Linked DNA regions of Homo sapiens: region 2 is linked to region 1. Evidence: chromatin loops called from intact Hi-C (ENCODE). Cell type or tissue: CD14-positive monocyte. All regions are shown on one strand. Each heading gives the region's core, and the rest is flanking DNA. Links, peaks and the distances in the headings are about the cores only.

Evidence for each region. Hi-C counts contacts between places; a loop is a spot of excess contacts. Peaks named below come from ENCODE experiments on the same cell type or tissue, not always from the same donor. Only the 100,000 strongest peaks of a DNase experiment are listed, where the experiment ranks them.
Region 2: a loop joins it to region 1, with 4 times the contacts of the local background. A loop is called at or near these places in 2 of 110 quality-filtered maps.

What each region holds. Positions count from the first base shown.
Region 1 is chr7:140,339,867-140,347,831 of GRCh38, reverse strand. SLC37A3 (solute carrier family 37 member 3) reads left to right here. Exons shown (of 15, transcript NM_207113.3): 11 at 1,862-1,963; 12 at 2,569-2,616; 13 at 4,269-4,420. Among named protein-coding and RNA genes, the nearest start is that of SLC37A3, 55 kb to the left of the region's middle. In CD14-positive monocyte, for the core only: a CTCF peak has its summit at 4,506 (motif pointing right); DNase peaks (open chromatin) are centred at 4,551 and 4,871; H3K27ac peaks cover 603 bases.
Region 2 is chr7:139,598,394-139,606,358 of GRCh38, reverse strand. It overlaps HIPK2 (homeodomain interacting protein kinase 2), which reads left to right. Exons shown (of 15, transcript NM_022740.5): 10 at 2,136-2,278; 11 at 5,763-5,942. All of the region lies in intron 2 of LOC105375530 (a long non-coding RNA gene), which reads right to left. Among named protein-coding and RNA genes, the nearest start is that of CLEC2L, 79 kb to the right of the region's middle. In CD14-positive monocyte, for the core only: CTCF peaks have their summits at 3,856 and 4,074; no DNase peak of the experiment used is centred there.

The DNA of each region.
Region 1 (7,965 bases), core at 1,644-6,643:
GATTAATTTTTGTGAATGTTTTACAGTTGTTTCATTATAAACAAAGATTTTAATAGTGGTTTTTTTTTTTTTTGCTGTAGCTAGAAGTATCAACAAGGAGGTAATAAGTATGAACAAGGAAGTAAGGCAGAGGAGCAGAATGTATTTTAGTGGGTATTACTTACATGGCTGTGCCAGATCTTAATAACCTTCAATAATGTTAACATTTAGAATTGTGGTGAGACTCAACTGCCGTGAGCTTGTGAAAGCACACAGTCTGTGCTAGGCAATCTGCTATTACTGTATTTGAACTTGGCTGCCCGTATTCTTAAATCCAGAGCCAAAGGTGAGGTTGCCACCGTTAGACCTCACCATATTCTGTATCCTCTGAAGTTGAAATTGTCCAGCTGCCTGCTATCTGATAAGGACACACCAGATGTCCAATAGCCCCTACAACTCAGAATGGTGCTGTATGTGACATTGTTGCTTGAAAGATTCATATCCCTGCTTTTTAAAGATTGTGTCCTATTAGCAAACCATAACTGCTAAATTTTATTTTAGTGAATATTTACTAGCCACTTTTTTTTTTCTTTTTTTTTTTTTTTGGAGATGGGGGTACTGCTCTGTCGCCCACGCTGGAGTGGCACGATCTTGGCTCACTGGAGCCACAACCTCCTGGGCTCAAGCGATCCTCCCTAAGTACCTGGGGCTACAGTCATGCACCACCACACCCAGCTAATTTTTTTGTATTTTTTGTAGAGATGGCATTTCACTGTATTGCCCAGGCTGGTCTCAAACTCCTGAGCTCAGGCAATTTGCCCACCTCGGCCTCCCAGAGTGCTGGGATTACAGGCGTGAGCCACTGTGCCCACCTACTGGCCTCAATATACTGTAAGGCACAGTTTTTTTGGTTTTTGAGACACGGTCTTGCTCTGTTGCCCAGGCTAGAGTGCAGTGGCACAATACAGCTCACTGTAGCCTCAGCCTCCTGGGTTCAAGCAGCACGATACGGTTCACCACAGCCTCAACCTCCTGGGCTCAAGCCATCCTCCTACCTCAGCCTCCCAAGTAGCTGGGAATATAGGCACGTGCTACCATGCCCGGCTAATTTATCTTTTATAGAGATAAGGGCACTGTGTTGCCCAGGCTGGTTTTGAACCCCTGGCCTCAAGCAGTCCCCCAGCCTTGGTCTCCCAAAGTGCTGGGATTATAGGCATGAGCCACCATGCCCAGCAAGGCATAGTTCTTAATTCATTATCTTTCAAATTAAAAAGAAAAATCAAAAATAGCATTCACAACTTGTTTTTGTAAGGGATAGCCGATGGCTTTGACAGTTTTTCCTTTTTTCATGTTTTGCTGTCTGATTTGTGGTCTCCTGTCCCCACTGGTCATCATGGTGATTTAACAGACAGTTTATTCCTAAAAGGAAGTTATGGAGGACCCCTTTTCAGGGAGTCAGACCTATTTTTTTTTGAGACAGAGTCTCGCTCTGTCACCCAGGCTGGAGTGCAGTGGCGCAATCTCGGCTCACTGCAAGCTCCGCCTCCCAGGTTCACACCATTCTCCTGCCTCAGCCTCCTGAGTAGCTGGGACTACAGGTGCCCGCCACCACGCCCGGCTAATTTTTTTGTATTTTTAGTAGAGACAGGGTTTCACTGTGTTAGCCAGGATGGTCTCCATCTCCTGACCTTGTGATCCACCTGCCTCAGCCTCCCAAAGAGCTGGGATTACAGGTGTGAGCCACCGAGCCCGGCCCAGCCATATTTTTTGATAGACTAGTGTCAGGCTGCTGCTAGTGAGACTAGAGGGCAAATGGGGAGCACGCCTCAGGTGAGCGAGCTAAATTAGAAGTGATTTTGATTGCTCGACACTCTGCTTGAAGGTGGAACTTTGCAAGGCTTCATCTCTGATGTACTACAGAAGAGAGCGCCGGTTCTTGCCCTGAGTCTGCTTCTGGCAGTTGGGTCCCTCATCGGGTATAGTCGTGAGTATTCTTTTGCAATTACTAATTCCTTTGCTCCCCTAATCTGGTTGGAATAAGGCATTTGTTTGGAGTCAGTGACCAGTGCTGGGGAGAGCCTGGAGACCAGCTTCAAGGCCCGATATGCCACCTTTGCATTGTCCTGTGAATGCCTGGGAAACCTGTCATCACATAGTTTTATTTGTCTTGGGAGGAAACTGGCATCTCTTTTGCTTTGTTAATTTGCTTAAAAGCTTGCTTGGGAGTGTATATGCTTTGTTTGGGGGAGGCTCCAGAGGCACAGCATTATAGCCAATAAAACAATAAAAAGGGAACAGGTTTCAAAAGCGGAAAGATGGTAATTAGTAGGTTTGGTATATTCCCTTAAGATGCTGCTGAGACAGGAGTAGAGCTTTTCTTTAGCTTTTAGAAGTCTTGTTAGCTTGAGCATTAGCAAGAGGCAGACGTTACAAATCAGAGTTGAAAGAGGCAGAGAGAGTTGTGTCTCTTTGTTGTCTCTGGGAGTGATTTGTGAGGTCACGGAGATTCAGATCTTCGCGTACGGTTGGCAGAGGCACGTGGAGTCTGCTTTTCAAGCCACCATGGTTTGTCTGTGTCTTCCCTCACAGGTTCTCCAAATGATAAGTCCATCAATGCCCTTCTGATGACTGTTACAGGTACGGCACATGGCTCTGCTCCACCATGCTTCTGTTGCTCTGTAAATTCAGAGGAAAAGGGAAACTGTTTTCTCCCTCAATTTGAGTAGTACCGAAACCTTAATTACAGAGAATTCAAATTTTAAAAGGAAAAACGCCTCCTTTTCCAGATTCTTTTTCTCTGCTGTTTCTTACATGACCTCCTCAGTCCTATTGTGACAGAAGCGGTCCCTATTGACAGAGATTTTCTACGATTTTTGATTGCTGCCCCAGCTTCTGCTCTTACCTCTAAAAGTGACTTAGAAAAATGCCACATGGGAGACCAATTCACCAGCTTTCAAAAAAATCCACAATAGCTCGTGTCTCCTCCTGTGTTGGAATTGGTCAGCATTTTGTCACTTGAGCACTAGATAAAATAGTTGGGTGCATTTAGGGACTATGTTATAGAAAAATTACTTACTTTATTTATTATTTATTTATTGAGACAGAATCTTGCTCTGTTGCCCAGGCTGGAGTGTAGTGGCACAGTCTCAGCTCACTGCAACCTACACCTCTTGGGTTCAAGTGATTCTCCTGCCTCAGCCTCCTGAGTAGCTGGTAATATAGGCGTGCACCACCACGCCCAGCTAATTTTTGTATTTTTAGTAGAGACATGGTTTCACCATGTTGCCCAGGCTGGTCTCAAACTCCTGACCTCAGGTGATCCACCTGCCTTGGCCTCCCAAAATGCTGGGATTACAGGCGTGAGCCACCATCCCCAGCCAGAAAAATTACTTATTTTAAACTTTCTAATTTTATTTTTATTTTTGAGAAGGAGTCTCGCTCTTGTCACCCAGATGGGAGTGCAGTGGTGCGATCTCAGCTAACTGCAACCTCCACCTCCTGGGTTCAAGTGATTCTTCTGCCTCAGCTTCCCAAGTAGTTGGGATTACAGGCGCCTGCTACCATGCCCAGCTAATTTTTGTATTTTTAGTAGAGACAGCGTTTCACCATGTTGCCCAGGCTGGTCTCGAACTCCTGACTTCAGGTGATCTGCCCACCTCAGCCTCTCAAAGTGCTGAGATTACAGGCATAAGCCACTGCGCCCGGCCAGAAAAGTTACTTATTTTAAACTTTAGATCATGCTTGGGAGAGTGAGCTGCTCATTCTACTTGGGGTACATGGAACTGATTCCAGCAGTGGGACCAGATTCACCTGGGCCATCGCATGCCTGATTCATGGGCAGCCTCACTGAGAGCAGTGGCAGATAGAGTCACCTGCTCCATTGCAGTGGCTTTTTCCTCTTTGCTCTTTTTTTTCAATATTCCTGGTTGAATTTGTGTAGTGGAATGATCATATGATGCAACTACCGTAATAGAATTTATTTGACAAGCTAGTGCAATTAGTTATTAATGAATGTAAACTTCACAGGATTAGAAGGGCTATGTGTTTCACTATTTTTGTATCTTTGGGTTCTACAAAATATACTAGAGTGTCACATAATTCGAGAAGGGATTTCAGGAACGTGGATGTTAACTACTAATAGTTTGAAAATGATACTATCTGGGGGTTTCCTTTTTTTTCCACTTCTCTCCAACATATTAAGAAAACTATTCGGATATTATTTTGCCTTATGCAGTAGATTGCTAGTGGTTGTGAATTGTGTTTTAATAAGAACCTGTTTATGACTTCAGGATTTTTTATTGGTGGACCTTCTAATATGATTAGTTCTGCTATTTCTGCGGACTTGGGTCGCCAGGAGCTCATCCAAAGGAGCAGTGAAGCTTTGGCCACTGTCACAGGAATTGTGGATGGTTCGGGGAGCATTGGAGCTGCAGTGGGCCAGGTGAGAGAACAGGAGAGGGGCTGGGATTCTAGTGTCTTCCCTCAAAGGCGGCTGAATGTGAACCTGCCCTCTGGGCCTCAGTAGGTGGCACTCTTGTGCTGTAGAACGCTGTTCCCAGAGCCCAAGGACTTCCGTCTCCCCTCAGGACCAGCTGATGCGTCCTAATGTAGAAGGACTCTCCATTGTTTTTAGTTCCTTTTTTCTACTTATACTTCTAGATTCTTCCTGTCTGCAAATAAGCTAAGACCTCGTAAGACAGACAGATCCTTCTGCCCCAGCCCACCATCCCCTTCTTTCTTTCCAGGCTGAACTTGGTATTCCGTGGTGGGGGGTGCTTCTTGTTATCCCCACCTGGCATGTGGACCCCACCATTGCTGTCTCCCGTCTCCCTCTCCCAGACACTCTACTGCATACACGTTCCTTCCTGGGCCCCGCCAGACATGGCCATGGACTCTGCAGCTGCTTCTGAATCACTCGCTCTGCTTCCTGTGTATCCAAAAATCTCTGACTGTATCTCAAAGAGTGGCCCATAAGTGTCTGGTATCAGAATCATCTGGGACACTCATTAAAGTACAGAACACCAAGCATACTACAGACTTGCTGAGTTCGAACCTACAGATCTGTATTTTCAACAAGGCTTCTTGGTGATTCTTCCACACTCAGATGTTTGAGATCCCTACACTAAGATTGGCCTACTATACTTAGAATTATTTACATTGACCTTTTTTTTTTTTGCATAAATTCAACTTTCTCTGGGACAGATATTTCTTTTCTGGCAGAGTCATGAGTCATGCCTCTTCTAGGATATACCACTACAGATTGTAGAGTACTAATTTTGTAGAAAGATGGATCTGAGAGTCATCTGTATGGATAAAAATAGTTGAACCTGTGGAAGTGAATGAAACATTTAATAGGGAAAGAGAATGTTGGCCGAGTCTCAGGGAATGCCCAGTGGTCAAAGAAAGAGGAAGGCAGCAGAGTAACCTGTAGTCAAGGGAACTGCGTTTGAGAAGGCGTTAGTAAGGTCATGGATGTAGAGAGGTCAGGAGAAAGAGAACTGAAGGATTTGTCTTTTAGGCTCTTAGTTTTGACATCTAGGAGGTCATTAATAACCTTGAAGATTATTGTTACTTGCTTGATGGGGGTGAATTGCTGATGTCTGATTGCTAGTGGTTAATGAGAGATAAGTATTGAGGTAAAGTAAGCCATGTTAATACTTTGACTACCTAGCCGTATTTTAATAGTCTATATGCACTTGTTAATGTCTGTCTCTCCCACTGTAACATAAGCTTCCTGAGCGCAGCATTTTGTTGTATGTTCTTCTGTCACCTTAGTACCTAGAACAGTGCCTGGCACACAGTAGACATTACTTGTGGAATGAATGACTGATATGCTTGGCATATTTGATTATAAGACTAAAGGGCAAAAAACCCCAAAGAAACAAAAACCTTAGCAAAGCCTTGAAAAATACGCTTACCTGATCATGCCCTGGAGCGGGAATCGAAAAATGCTCCCAGCCATCAGTTCAGACGTCTTCACCTATGGGGTAGAGAGTGGCTGCATTGGGCATCCTTTTCTGACATTATATTATTTTAAGTTATCCTTCCTTACGAATGTTTTCTTCACTAACTAAATGGGTGCATTATAATGAGTATTTCAGAGAATTTGCTTTTATTCAGATTGCCTCACCTGCCAGTATCCAGATCCCTCACTGTGAACTTGGGTCCTAGACTGACCTTCATGGTTGGGGAAGCACGTCTGGAGTAAATCACTGTTAGCTTTACTCATTCCTCTTCCATGTTGAGTTTTGAATGATTTCCCATTGCCTAAGGGGTGAAATCCCAAACTCTGTGACTTAGCGTTAACCTCTATCAGCTCTGTCCTTAGCCAGTGTACTAATTTACCCTGAATAACTTTGTTACCCCGTCTTTCCCTGACTTCCCAAGTAAAGAATTGTTTCTTCTTCAGGTTGCCATAGCAGTTGATGCGGTTCTGTAGTAGGCACCTGTCACGGTGTAAAGGTGATGCACCGTGACAGGTGCTCTGCTTGTTTCCTTCGTCTTTGTATTCCCAATGCTTAGTGCTTTTGTTGACACATACTAGGGGTTCAGTAAGATTAAATTGCAGTATCTGCCCAAGAGAAATGAGAACAAATGTCCACATTAAAACTTGTACATGAGGCTAGGTGTGGTGGCTCATGCCAGTAATCCCAGCACTTCGGGAGGCCAAGGCAGGAGAATTACTTGAGGCCAAGAGTTCAAGACCAGCCCAAGCAACATAGTGAGACCCTCATCTCTACAAAAAATAAAAAGTTAGCTGAGCATGGTGGTATGTGCCTGTCCCAACTACTTAGGAGGCTGAGACAGGAGGATCGCTTGAGCCTGGGAAGTCAAGGCTGCAGTGAGCCATGATCACACCACTCCAGTCCAGCCTGGGTGACAGAGCCAGACCCTGGCTCTCTCTCTCTATTTTTTTTTTTTGAGACAGCATCTGGCTCTTATGCCCAGGCTGGAGTGCAGTGGCAGGATCTTGGCTCACTGCAACCTCTGCCTTCTGGGACTCAAGCAATTTTCCCACTGCAGCCTCCCAAGTAGCTTGGACTGCAGGTACCCACCACCATGCCCAGCTAATTTTTGTATTTTTTTTGTAGAGACAGGGTTTCACCACATTGCCCAGACTGGTCTCAAACTCCTGGGCTCAAGTGATCCTCCTGCCTCAGCCTCCCAAAGTGCTAGGATTACAGGCATGAGCCACTTGCCTGGACAAGACCCTGTCTAAAAAAAAAAAAAAAGACAAAGTTGCAGTCAGTTTGGAGCCCCCCATGCTTCCTGTAGTGGATGATGAGACCTCTGCTTTTTTGCTACACATGATGTGATCTAATATAAATCACATAGTCGTTCTGCATTAATTTTTTTCACTTGTACATTTCAGTAATAATGTGATTGAAGAATGCTACCCTTTTGTGTCTGCGGCCAAATTGATTTTTGACAAGGGTGCCAGGACCATTCAATGGGGAAAGGATGGTCTCTCAATAAATAGTATTGGGAAAACTGGATATCCACGTGAAAAGAATGAAGTTGGAGCTGAGGAGTGGGAGAGGAAAGAAAAAAAAAAAAAAGAATGAGGTTGGACCCTAACCTTACCTCATATGCAAAAATTACCTCAAAATGGATTAAAGGCCTAACTTGAAGAACTTAAAATTATGAAACTCATAGAAGAAAACAGGGACAAATCTTCATGACAAATATGTACAAATGACCAATAAGCACATGAAGAGTCTCAGCATCCTTAGTCATTGGGAAAATGCAAATCAAAAACACAGTGAGCTGTGACTTCATGCTTACTACGATGGCTGTAATTAAAAAACAGGAAAGGGCCGGGCGCGGTGGCTTAAGCCTGTAATCCCAGCACTCTGGGAGGCCGAGGCGGGCGGATCACGAGGTCAGGAGATGGAGACCCTCCTGGCTAACACGGTGAAACCCCGTCTCTACTAAAAATACAAGAAAAATTGGCTGGGCGTTGTGGCGGGTGCCTGTGGTCCCAGC
Region 2 (7,965 bases), core at 1,281-6,280, 740 kb after region 1:
AACCTCTCTGTGTCTCAATTTATTAATCTTAGAAATGGAAGAAAATAACAGTCCCTACCTCACAGAACTGGTATTAAGAAGTCAGAAAAAAGAAGTAGTCAGAAACTCATTTATGACTTAACTCTGTGTTTGGCACACAATATCCATTAAGAAATGTTCACTTCATTCTTGTTAGTAGTAATAAATTATAAAAATGTCTGATGAAGCGTTGTCACAAATGAGCCAAGCATATCAATCAGTGAAATAAGTCAAAAATAGTCTTTCTACCCTATCTCTTTGAGGTAAAATGTTAATATCCATTTCAGGGAAATAGAAGAAAAATGATAACCTTAGCTTGATATCAAGATTTATTTTTTAAATGACATTAGTTAAAACTAATGCTTTTCATGAGCTCTGAAATGAGTTCCAATTGGCTAAGTCAGTAGAAACCTTACTGCAAACGAAATTGTTATTTATTTAATATTTGGAATTTGCAACTGTTTTAATCAATTAAATTATGTTTCCGCTTTCTGTGAGTTAAGTAAACCTGAAATACAATTAACTGTAGTTAATAGCGTTGGTAGAGTTGCTTCTTTCATTTTATCAACAGATATTAAGCACTCATGGTATGCGCATGGTCCCTGAGCTTCTGCCTATATCAAAAGCAAACAAACAGTATCAAAAACATCTAAGAGATTGCACTGGGCCTCAGGTGCAACATGAAAATAACGGAACAGGTGAACTGGTCCACTCAGCTCTCAAATGTGATTCTCTCATTTTTATAAGCGTCAATGTTTTTTAGGCCCTGACTCAAATCTGTAATCCATTTCCAGAATTGCGTATTTGTACCTATAAAACACCCACACTGAGCACATGCACAGTTTGTGAAGCACTGCATTCGATAAATTACCCAATGTTAGTCACATCCACTCTGATAGAAAGAGAGATGGCTAAGATATCAAACCTTTAAATATTTGATCTGTCCAAAAGGTATTTTACCTTAGTGACTATGCTTTAAGTGTCCAACTTTAGGCAGTGGTATTCAGTCTGAATCATCTAATGACCAAAGACAAGCAGAATAGTGATCATGGATTAAAAGAGCTTAAAACACAACATACACACACACACACACACACACACACACCAGTGAATCTATCAAGGAAGAATCACAAACGTTCATTTTAGATTTCTTAGAAAAATTAGGTTCAAGCAGTGACTTCCGCCTCTCTCTCATTTTTGCTTTGAGAAATCAAAGTAATTCTCAATTAAGCTATAGTCACAGCTAAGAATTTTACTTCATACTTGCTTGCTCTCAGATGTAGGTTCCAGATATTTGGTGATCTTAGAATTGTGTAAACTTAGATTCAGAAGATAACACAAGCTGGAACCTAGATTCTAATTGATAAATCAAAGGTAAAATGTTAAATAAAGGATACTAGGCAGAAAGCTTCTTGAGGGCCAGCGGTCACCCTCATCTAGCTCAACTCAACTACCCTAATCCCCTGTACATAGTTGTGGGACAGAACAAGTAAATAAATAAACTTTCAGAAACTTCAAGCATTGCTCATTAGAGCAAATTTATAAAGAAATCATTCTTCAACATGAATGAATCCCTTCCATACAGCTGTGTCCCTGTACTTAATTATCTTCTACTTAGTTCATATATGTTCTTTTTTTTTTTTTTTTTTTTTTTTTTGAGACGGAGTCTCGCTCTGTCGCCCAGGCTGGAGTGCAGTGGCGCCATCTCGGCTCACTTCTTCAAGCTCCACCTCCCAGGTTCATGCCATTCTCCTGCCTTAGCCTCCCAAGTAGCTGGGACTACAGGTGCCCGCTACCACGCCCAGCTAATTTTTTGTATTTTTAGTAGAGATGGGGTTTCACTGTGTTAGCCAGGATGGTCTGGATCTCCTGACCTCGTGATCCGCTCTCCTCAGCCTCCCAAAGTGCTAGGATTACAGGCGTGAGCCACTGCACCCGGCCTGTATGTTCATTGTTTATCTCCCCTTACTTTAGTTTTTGAGGCCAGAGACCAGGCCCTCACTCTCACACCCATGAGAATGTCTAGCACAACCCCAGGCACAGAATAAGTGTGGGTTCATGCAAATCAATTATGTGATTAGCAAACATGGTCATTGCACATGTCCTGTGTTCTACAGCAGGCTTGGCCAAGTGGGACCCAGCAGATCCTGCTTCCCCCAGCATGGCAGCAACTGACTGGAGTGGCCACCCACACATCAGTGCAGCATGCCACCGTGATTCCCGAGACCATGGCAGGCACCCAGCAGCTGGCGGACTGGAGGTAAGCAGGAAACCCCTCTAGGGTGAGTGGGTGTGTCTGGGATGGGAGGCACGTCCACTGCCAACACAGGGCTGCCAGGCTGGCCTGTACTTCAATTCCCCGGTTTGTAGAGAGCTTTTTAAAGCTTCTAAAAATATTGTGTGGACTATGAGTGCAGGGTAACAAGAAGCAATTTTTAAATAATATACCAGGATACAAGAAAATCAGTTTCATTAATTTATGCTTGGTTGTCATTTCCACCCAGAATTCAGTTATGTCATTTACTCATCAGTGTAATTCACCAGACTTGGTTCTGGATGATGTTTGGTAGTTTCTCAGAATTAAATTCTACGTTCAGAAAACAAAGGTCTGTCACCAGTGAAAGAATGCAGAAGAGGGTCCCCAAAGCCCTAAGCAATTCTAGAAAGTGTTCTGAAGATGTTTGAGACGGGGGTACTCTGGAGTCTATCTGACCTCCCACGGGATGGCTTGACAGAATGGGGTTTATTTGGAAGGGTAAATGCTGGCATGTTTGCTGAGTGTGCCTCTTCAGTTAATAGTCATATCTTACAGATCAGAGTCTACTTCCCACACACCCCAGAGGCGTCCACCTGACTGCCTGCCAGCACAGCATACCCCCTGCATCTGTTTCCAGAACTCTACCCTGCCCAACTCATGATTTCCTCACAGATGCGCTCCTCTGTTATTTTTATGGCTAGATACCCTTGTACCTTCCCCCGAACACCACCACAATGGCCCCTTCACCAGTGCAGAGCCAGATGGCAACCCTCCAAGTTGTCCCCAACTCCTCATGGCCCTATTGGGCTATCTCTCATTCTGCACGAATATCAGGACAGGTCACTCCCCTCAACCCCCTGACAGCCTCCATATCACACAGGGAACCTCCCACAGTTCTTATTCTGACCTACAAGGCTATTGTGAATTAAGATCTCTCCGAGAAAAGAAGAAAGGTGGTGATATAAGCCCCCAGTCAGACCCCTACTGCAGCTTCCTCCATTCCTCCAGTTCATTTTCTGCCCAGTACAGAGTACCTGGGCCCTTCCCCACAGTCCCACTCACTTCCCTTCTGGCAACGCCCTCATGCCACCACTCCAGCCTGGGCAACAGAGTGAGACTCCATCTCAAACCATGTAGAGCTGAGTTCAATCCTGGCTCTGCATGACCTGGGGCAAGTTAACCTTTATGCACCTCAGTTTCTTCTTCAATAAAGTGGGGATAGTAATGCCTGCTTCACAGGATTGTTGGGAGGTTTAAAGTAAGATAAAATACAAAGCACTTGGCCTATATTTAACATGCACCATCGCAGTGCCCGGTACATGACAGGCATTAAATAAACCTGTCATCTTCCCTCCCCACTATCACATCGGCCCATGCTCAGCAAGATTGCCTTTCCTCCTCCAGCTCCTTAGGAGCAGCCGAGTGGAAAGCTGTCTGACCAACTGGGTTTTTTTTTTTCCCTCGCCCCTTTTTCTCCTAAAAGACCACACACATGACATATTCCTTTTTTTCCCTTTTGTCTTTCAGCATTTATAGCTCATCTAATTTCAGAAATACACATACACTTACTAATTCCTACATATTTTCTTATTCCTCCTCCCTCCTTCCTTTCGTTTTGACATCTCTTACCTAGTGACCACAGGAGACATCTAAAGCCAGCATACTCTCTTCCTGGTCTCTCTCCATTTCATGTGTGAGCCAAAGAACATCTATTATTGTGGCTAACAAACAGAAGTACCAGTGCTAGGCCTGACTCAAAAGAGAAAGAGTGCCACCTGTCTACAGGAGAAAGAGCTACAACAAAATAAAGAAGCCATAATATCAGTTTCTTGGTCGGATGCAGTGGCTCACGTCTGTAATCCCAGCACTTTGGGAAGCCAAGGCAGGCAGATCACCTGAGGTCAGGAGTTTGAGACCAGCCTGGTCAGCATGGCGAAACCCCGCCTCTACTAAAAATACAAAAATTAGCTGGGCGTGGCAGTGCACGCCTGTAATCCCAGCTACTCGGGAGGCTGAGGCAGGAGAATCGCTTGAACCCAGGAGGCAGAGGTTGCAGTGAGCCGAGATCGCACCACTGCACTCCAGCCTGGGCAACAGACTGAGACTCCATCTCAAAAAAAAAAAAAAAAAAAAAGAAGCCATAATATGAGTTTCTAAAGTCCATGTAAATGCCCAAAAGGCGCTATCAAAATCCCTACAAAAGTGTTCATCTACTTCTTTTTTCCTGTTCATCCTTTTCCCCATGTTGCAACAATAGGTTCTTATAATTTTCTAAAATTCAAATGAATTATCCTTTAGCTTTGAATTTTATTATGTGTTAAATGAGCTCTTATGGGCCAATCTCTGAGTCAGTCACCACCTTTAACATTTCTGTGGGAAAACAAGGCTTTAAGCTTCATACAACCCAAATTATAAGAATTGTGAAACATAACCCGTTTTTAGGATGAGGGCTGCCAGTATTTCTATCATGACTGTTATTAATTTTGATTTAATACCAACTTTATACTTGTCTAGTCAACCTTCAGTTAATCTAATTATTCATTCAGCAAGCGTGTAATTAATTGATCAGCTGCTATATGCCTGAGCATTGTTCCAGCCACTGAGGGAATTCAAAAGAACATTAACACTTCCTAACACCAGAAGCATATGGCTCCCAGGCTTCAAAGTTTGTTTTTCACGTAAAGTATAATTTCTTCTTTAATAAAATGGTATTGCTAAGATATCCTGCCTACGTCACAGAGTGGAATAAAATAACCCATTGAAGACACTGTGTAAATTCCGCTTTTTCTTCATTTAAAAATTTTTTTTATAAAATTAAGGTGAAACTTTTTTTTTTTTTTTGAGACAGTGTCTCGCTCTGTCACCCAGGCTGGAGTGCAGTGGCACAATCTCGGCTCATGCAACCTCTGCCTCCCAGGCTTAAGTGATCCTGCCACCTCAGCCTCCCGAGTAGCTGGGCCCATAGGTGCACCCCACCATGCCCAGCTAATTTTTTGTATTTCTGGTAGAAAGGGGGTTTTGCCATGTTGCCCAGGCTGGTCTCAAACTCTTGAGCTCAAGCCGTCTGCCCTCCTCGGTCTCCCAGAGTGCTGGGATTACAGGTGTGAGCCACCATACCTGGCCTGTAAATTCTAAAATAGAATATTGTTCAGGATAAACACCTAGGTGCTCAGGGACTTTAAAAGTTGGAGGGAATATTTATCTCCAGTCCCTAGAACTTAAAAACTTGGAGCCGGTGTACTTGGCATTCTTCCCACTTGAAAGTCCTCTTTCTCACTCACAGCCAGTTATGTTTCACCTACTCCTTATGAGTAGAAGAAACCCACCCGTTGAGCACACATGGCCAGGCTCATCCCTTCAGCAGCTGCACAGCTAGTGAGATAACCAACTGCAGTCAGCGTTTAATTGGGGAGGAAGCTTGATCTTATAGAGGAGCTCTACTTTTAGAACACCTCTAAGGCACCTTGTTGTCCCGGTTGCCTTTCAGAAATACGCATGCTCACGGAAGCCATTATAATCCCATCATGCAGCAGCCTGCACTATTGACCGGTCATGTGACCCTTCCAGCAGCACAGCCCTTAAATGTGGGTGTGGCCCACGTGATGCGGCAGCAGCCAACCAGCACCACCTCCTCCCGGAAGAGTAAGCAGCACCAGTCATCTGTGAGGTAGGTGGTGAGAGCCACCCTAGGGAAGAGAAATCCCAGGGGATGTGAGTGCTAAAGAAATGTAGTTTAGGGAGTATCAGCACCCACTCTGAACATGGGACAGTTGCATGGGATGGGGGCACTCCTCTTCCTGCAGTGACTAGCAAAACATCCTGTACCACCTGGTTTGGCCTAGGGTTTGCAGGAAGCACTTGGTTTAAGACCGTGGTAATAGTGTAGGGATGGATGCAATGGAATCTTGCAGTGGGCAAGAGAGATTGGGCTCAACTCCATACAGCGTGGGCGAGTGAAAATTTATAGCCAAGGCAGGGTTGGGGGGTGTCGGTGGATGGGAAGTTACTAAGAGGAAGCATCAGGGGTAAGGGAGATTCTGCCTAAACTGACCTAACAGGATTCTTGCTAATGACAGGCCCGGGTGATCAGATATCACACCTGGAGGATGAGGAACCTCATCAGATATCGAGGGTGATCAGATATCAGGGATGGTGGGTTCTTGCTAAACTGACTTAGCAAGGTTTTTTGCCAAAAGTAGATTGTACAGCAGAGTGCACAGTTAGACCTAGGAGAAGGTTCACAAGCCTGACTAAAGTTTGGTGAAGCAAATTATCTTTTGTCACTTTCTACTTGTCTGGAGAACACTCAGCTTCACCTGAAGTTTCATTTTGGAAACAATTTACCATAATAATTGTTTTAAAATATTTTAAAATGTTGAAGTTGTTTAAAAATGTTTTAAAAAATACTAAAGAAATGTGCTTTCTTTGTATCTAAGATCAGAAGTTTAACTGATTTAGCACCTTGCTTAAATAGAAGCAATAGCTTGTTTAATCCCAGACACTAACCAGCAGAACACAAATCTTTCCCATTCCCTTTAAATCCATTCTCATCTCAATGAACACTTTGAAAAAATCAAGGTCAACAAAAGGCTGCATGCTGTATGATTCCATCTATATGGCATTTCGGAAAAGGCAAAACATAGAGACAGAGATCCGATTAGGGCTTGCCAGAGACCAGTAGGAGAGGAGGAGATTGACTGCGAAGAATCCTGAGGGGAAAAGCTCTAAGTCTGGATTGTAGGGGGGGTTATGACTGTGCATTTGTCAAAACTCATCAAACACTTCAAAGGGAGAAATGTTGCTATATGTCAGTTATACCTTAATAAACCTGACTTTTTAAAAAATGGAGATTTCCAAGCCAGAGAGAGAGAGAGAGATCGTGTGACTACAGGATTGCTCCTGCATCTCTTCCTAATGGCACAGCTTTGAGGTGCTTAATTGCTTATTTGCGATAAGTCAATCAAGAGAAATCTGGTATACAAAATGTCTAGTGATTTTGGTTTTCTGCTTCCTCATATAAGCAGATACCAGAAACTAGGCCTTTTTCTTTTCATTCTTATTCAAAAATTCATCCAAGGGCTGAAGTTGTCATCCTCCAAGATTCCTTATTTGGGTATTTCTGACAACTCAGGGAAATTTATCTCAGATCATTGGCAGCTTTCCAGAACGCTTTTGTTTGGCAGCCTTGTGACAGCTCACCCATGTCATTATTAGACTGGGTGGCAACAAAGTCCACTGTCTCAATCCTCATGGGCTGTCATGCCCAGCAAGGTCACATGGAGCACTACTCTGTCCCAGGACTGAGCTTAGCATCTTTGTGGTTCACCTTGGCTGAGTAGGGGCAGTAAGAACCCTTAGCCTCCCAACCTGTTTAGCAAGTCCCTCCTTTTTGTTTACTCACCACCCAGCTGACTTCATGAAGCCTCATTGCCAGTACATTTCAAGATCGATATAATTATAGTGAAAGGTATGTATTTGCTTATTTTTAAGACCAATGCCTTAGCAAAACAGTCTGAAAGACCAGAAGTCTCTCCCTTGTTGGTGATGTGGCCAGGCATACTTTTCCTTAACAATGCCAAGTGGAGATACTAAAACCATTGGTAGTGAAAAACATAATCTTAAAATTGTAATGTATTAGCAACGACAAATACATAGGTTTATAGTAAGTACAAACAATGGTACAATCATAT